Linked DNA regions of Homo sapiens: region 2 is linked to region 1. A link is a contact called in ENCODE Hi-C data. All regions are on one chromosome and are shown on one strand. The core of a region is the stretch at or near the end of the contact, and the rest is flanking DNA. Distances in the headings are between cores, read along the strand shown.

Region 1 (2,853 bases), core at 353-2,852:
GAGCTCACACAGGGCCTGTGCGTGATACAGGGGGGATTCTTGGCCTGGGCTCAGGGCGGATTGGTGGAGAAAATGTCGCATTCAATTAAGGCTGATTGGCCCTGACAGTTGTCTGGGTGAAGTTTATAAGGTACATCTAATCTGGATGCATCTGGTCATAAAAATGCAAAACAAGCCATTCCCACCCAAGTTCTAACTCCAGATGTGGGCTGATTCTCAGTGATTGACACCATATTTTTTGCAGCTGTCCTACATTTCAAATCTTTTTCTATTTAAAATATATTCATCATAATTATGGAATGCAATAAACAAACTTCAGCCTGATGACAAGCTTTAAATATAAGAAAGTTTCAGCTTAAAATAAATGCCGTGATTTCTCAGCCCAGGACGGAGACAGCACCAACAAGCATTCTCCAAAGGAGCCTTGACCTTGTCACCATGAACCAGAAACAGTTATTTTCTCTCCAGTATTGACTGATATTTGGAGCGGGGACAGAGGGAGAAAAATAAAAAAGCTATTTATATCAGATAGAAAAATGTGCACAACCATCGGAAAGCCACGCTTGCAACACAAAGAAAAAGAAATAGATTCAACTTAATCATGTTTTGAAGGCCTCTGGTGGTGCAGGTTCTTCCCAGGGCAGGGTAGACTAGAGGTTATGCACATAGACTTTGGGGCCAGGTTGCCTGCTTTCAAATCCCAGCTTCCACACTCCACACACTGGTACCTTGAGCATTGTTTTGTCACTTAACTATTCTGTGCCTCGGCTTCCTCGTCTGTAAAATGGAAGATGATAATACCACTTATTTCATCGTGGAACTGTAAGAGCTAAATGAGTTACTGTAAATAAAGGGTGTATAACAATGCCTGGCACATAAATGCTCAAGATGTGTTAGCTATGATGGTAATCCATATCAGCTGACCCCTTTCCATGGATCCTCCAAGGGGGAGAGTGAGGTTTCCAGAGATTAGATGACTCGCACAAGTTTCATCCAACCCCTGGCAGAGCTGACATCCAAACCCTGATCATTTGACTTCGCTATAAAACATGCCTGCGGGTGCTCAGTCTTGCTCATGTTTGCATTTTTTTTGCCTCAATTTAAAGTTTTTTAAAGAAAGTTTTCCTGGTGGCTGCTCTATCAGTGGCTTTTTATGCATTCAAATAGTGTCCTATGAAATCTTGGACAAAAGAGCATCCTTATGTTTCTTCTGCTGCTCCTGGGGCTCATCTTTTATTTTTAATGCTATTTAAATGAGTCTGTAATTGAGATAGTCAAATAAACAGGCTATTAGGTTAATTATAGAGAGCTCAGCCTACATCCAAGCTGCTGGGTTTCCTATCCTCTTGTGGACCTCAGCCATGACCTAATGATTCTACCATTAACAGCAAGTACAGCTTAGTTCCTCGAGAAAAATGAGAACTACCCAGAGTTCATGTCAACAATCTGCTCCTCTTTAAAATGAAGCCATAAGTCACAAGCCCTCTGAGTTCCCAGAGAAGTGTCTGGAGCTAAATTTGTATCCTGACTGTGATAATTGTTCTCCTATTAGGCTGATGAGAGAATTAGCAGAGCCAAGTCCTCTGGGGCTGTGCCCACAGCTCGGGCCAAGCTGAAAATGACTCTGTGAGTTTTATTTGTGAGATGTGTAAAAGGCTTGTCCATCACTGGGCCCGTGGACATGGGTTCAATATCAAAATAGCATGAGCCGCCTTTCCCAACAGACAGACTCCAGTCCTGGCAGGCCCTCTGAATACAGCAGGAACAAAAAATTCCTGCCGGAAAAGGTGTAGCTGGGTGTTAGTTCTCTCTACAGCCCTGTGGATGGCTCCACTGATATCTGTGGCCCGTGCCTGACCTGCTGCACTCCTGTTTGAGAGAGGTAGTGTGGAAGGGTGGCAAGAGCGTGTCCTTTGGAGACAGACCCAGGCTCAAATGGGTGGACTGGGGTCAGCAGCCCCAGGTATTGGTCTCAGAGATTGGTCTGTGAAAGGGGAGAATGGGAGTAAATAGTCTCTGACTTGCAGGATCGTCATGAAGATTGGAAGAGATTATGTGGGGAGAGGACCAGGCTTGAAGCCAGTGCTCAATAAACAGAGGCTGAGGTTTTGATTCTCTGGGGTCAATGAGGCACTTAACATGGTTGTCTGGGATTGGAAAGATTGTTTCTCCTTCTGTAGCCAGAATGGCAAATAGATTGTATCTCCCAGTTCGATATGAATCAATTGGAGATGCCTGCTTAAAGTGCAGTGAATGATTTGTAATACCTGCCATGGACTAGGGTGGGTGATAAGAGAATGCACCCCATGTGTTTCTATCTCCCTTCTAGAATGTAAGCTCCAAAGGCAGGGACTGGGTCTGAACAACAATCCATTAACTTTGTACAGGCTCCAAAGCATTTTTGCATCAATTATCTCATTACTCTCCCCCAAAATCCTCAGACATGGTATGCTGTGGTCCCACATCCCCTGGAATTGCAAATATTCTGTCCTCCAAAAGGGCCTGGAGTTTAAAAACTATAGCTAATGTAATAGGCAAGGAAAACCTTATTCACCCTAATCTACAGATGAGGAAATTGAGTCTCAGAGGGAGAAATAAACTGCCCAGAATCATACACTCAGTTGACAGAAGAACTAGAACTCAATTTAGATAATTTATTTATTTATCTACTCAACAAACATTCCTTCATTGCCTACTATGATCAAATTCTGGACTCAACACTCATGTTGCCCTTGAAGTTGCCTACAGTCTAGTGGGGGATATTGATGTGTAAACAATGAAATTACAAAACTGTGTGTGAGAGTGCAAACAGTCAGGGAAGAGGGAACATTTCAACTAAGTTTTGAAGGCATG
Region 2 (2,916 bases), core at 66-2,565, 410 kb after region 1:
GAGGCAGGAGAATCACTTGAGGCGAGGTGGAAGTTGCAGTGAGCCGAGATCGTGCCACTGCACTCTAGCCTGGGTGACAGAGCAAGACTCTGTCTCAAAAAAAAAAAAAAAAATTTTTTTTACATCACTATGTTGGCCAAACATACCATGCCTGTAAGCCAATTCCAGCACATAGGCTATCAGTTTGGGACCTCTGCTCTAGGAATACCAACAATTTAATAATAATAGCTACTACTTTTTGAGCACAGAATGGTTTAGTAACTTGCCCAAGGTTTCACAACTAGTAATGGAGGAGTTAGGACTTCATCCCACCTGTGTGACTCCAAAGCCTGGGCTGTTTAAGCATTATTCTGTTCTACCCACCACATATATTTCTCAATACAACCTTCTTACGCCAGAGTCAGCGATCTTTTTTCTGTTATGTGACAGATAGTAAACATTTTTGGCTTTGCAGGACATATTTGGTCTCTATTGTGACTACTCAACTGCCACTGTAGTACAAAATCAGCCACAGACAATCTGTAAATGAACGAGCATGGCTGTGTTCCAATAAAACTTTATTTACAAATATAGGTGGTGGGCCAGATTAGGACATTGGCAGTGGTTTGCTAACACCTACTTTAAGGAAATAAATATTATCTACATTTTACAGCCCGAAAAGCCAGGGTTCAGGAGGGAAGATTTGACTTGTTTGAGGCCACATTCTGTGTGAACACTGACCCAAGCAACACTTCATTGACTCTACCAGATATTCCGTACTTACTCGAAATACATCTGAATTTTTCTAAAAATACTCCACAATGTACAATCATCTCCCTGCCTCCATACAAGGCAGGGGGTTCACAGGCTGCTGACCGTAATGCAAGAATGTAAAAGACCATTTATTCTCGAATGAAAATCATCACCTCCGGGTCATTGTTCCAGCAGAAACCCAAGCAGCTAATGACAGAAGAATTCTATAAAGAATTCTGCAAAGAGGCAGCCCCCACAGGCAAAGTCCAATGCTGGCTTCCCAACTGCACACTCGTGGTGCCTCCCCTGAGCCCAGGCCCCTCTTTGAAGCGATCTGAGACATAAGGCAATAGCTAGAGGAAACGCGATCATTCATTTTCAAACTCTCTCAGGATAGGCCAAGGGTATAGAACCCCCAGGTAAGAGAACCAGGTGGACGTTCATTTCCTGATTGCAGAACCAACCTATGTCAGCAGGAACATTATTGACTTGACTGTCAAGTATGGAAAGTCCCAGCAGACCATGGTTACAGAAACTGATGAGCGTGGGCCTAACAGGAAGTCTGGGATCTTGGCCAGCTTCCAGCCAGAAAGCTCCATGAGCGCAGGGAGGGAGGCCTCAATTCAAGGACTCCCAAGGCCATCACACAGCTGAGATGGGCAGTTGCCTCCTGTCCAGACCACAGTTACAGTAAGCAGAACTGATGTACGATGGCAGAACAAACCTCAGGACTTCAGGACCCGTGGGCATGAGATTAAGAGTAACTTGGGCAGTTCTCTCCTCAGAGAGTTTAGGGGAATGAGTATGTCCTTGGCCTGTACTATGTGCTGGCAACTTCTGACATAACCTTGCAGTATTGATAGCTTCACTGTACAAATAACCACACTGAGGTCCCATGTTTTTTGGGTTTTTTTTTTTTTTTTTTTTTGAGACGGAGTCTTGCTCTGTCACCCAGGCTGGGGTGCAGTGATGCGATCTTGGCTCACTGCAACCTCCGCCTCCCGGGTTCAAGCCATTCTCCTGCCTCAGCCCCCCATGTAGCTGGGATTACAGGCATGCGCCACTGTGCCCGACTGATTTCTGTGATGGTTAATTTTATGTGTCAGCTTGGCAAGGCCACGGTATCCACCTGTTTGGTCAAACACCAGCTAGATGTCACTATGAAGGTATTTTCTAGATGTGATTAGCATTTCAATCAGTAAACTCTGAGTAATGCAAATTACCCTTCATCATGTGGGTGGGCCTCAATCAGTTGAAGGCCTTCAGAGAAAACAAGAGAGAAGGAATTCTGCCTCTAGACAGCAACAACAACTGGGTCTCCAGCCTGCTGACCTGTCCTGCAGATTTCAGACTTACCAGCCCCCACAATCGTGTAAGCCAATTCCTTAAAATAACTAAATCAATTTCCCTCTCCCTCTCCCTACACACACACACACACACACACACACACACACACACACATCCTCTCTCTATCTTGGTTCTGTTTCTCTAGAGAATCCAGACTAATACGGCCCAGAGCGGGGAAGATGGCTTGCCCAAGATCCCAAAGCTGGTGACCAGCAAGAACGTCTAGAGTGCCAGCTAGAGAGGAAATGGACAAATTCCCCCAACCTCTGATACCATCCTAGTTCAAGATACCACCCTAGTCCAAGCTGCCATCATTAGTCACCAAGGCTATCACAATGGTTTCCTGACTGGTCTCTCTGCCTCCACTCTTGACCCCTGAGGGCAGCCAGCGGGATCCTTTTCAAAACATGAGTCAGACCACCTTGTCCTCTGCTCAGAACCCTCCAGTGGCTTCCATCTCACACAGAGTAAAAGCCAGACTTTACGCAGGCCCCCCACCCCTCTGACTTTACCTCCTATCACCTCCCACCGTCACCACCACTCTCTCCGGCCGCAGGGGTCTCCTTGTTTCACGAGCAAGGTGTCCGGGCCTTTGCAGTTGCTCTTCCCTGTGCTGGGAATGTCCCCCTGAAAACCCCCACGGCTGCACGCCTCCCTCCCTCAGGTCCTTCAGATCTTGGCTCAGATGTCATCTTCTTAGACGACATCTTCCTGCCACACCGTCTGAAGCAGCCTCACTTTGTGACCCCCCCATGCTGTTTCCCTCCCTGCTTCTTGGCCCCTTACTAGAAGGTCGGTTCTTCCGGAGGGCATGGACTTGTCCCTTTTGTTCAATGC

What was found. A loop is a pair of places that touch in the nucleus more often than their neighbours do. Pooled maps may share reads with other maps.
Region 2: a loop to region 1 is called in a map of mammary epithelial cell, with 4 times the contacts of the local background. The contact joins two enhancer-like sites. A Hi-C loop is called at or near these places in 8 of 168 maps with a recorded cell type or tissue (A673, GM11168, IMR-90 and 5 more), 9 of 37 single-sample maps with no recorded cell type and 18 of 50 pooled maps.

The regions. Positions count from the first base shown.
Region 1 is chr5:171,639,174-171,642,026 of GRCh38, forward strand. No RefSeq gene overlaps it. Among named protein-coding and RNA genes, the nearest start is that of SMIM23, 150 kb to the right of the region's middle. Within about 2 kb of position 1,603, at least 3 of the 41 ENCODE cell types and tissues checked have a DNase peak (open chromatin) inside an H3K27ac peak, as active enhancers do.
Region 2 is chr5:172,046,261-172,049,176 of GRCh38, forward strand. The region is part of intron 18 of STK10 (serine/threonine kinase 10); the gene reads right to left. Among named protein-coding and RNA genes, the nearest start is that of FBXW11, 41 kb to the left of the region's middle. Within about 2 kb of position 1,316, at least 2 of the 41 ENCODE cell types and tissues checked have a DNase peak (open chromatin) inside an H3K27ac peak, as active enhancers do.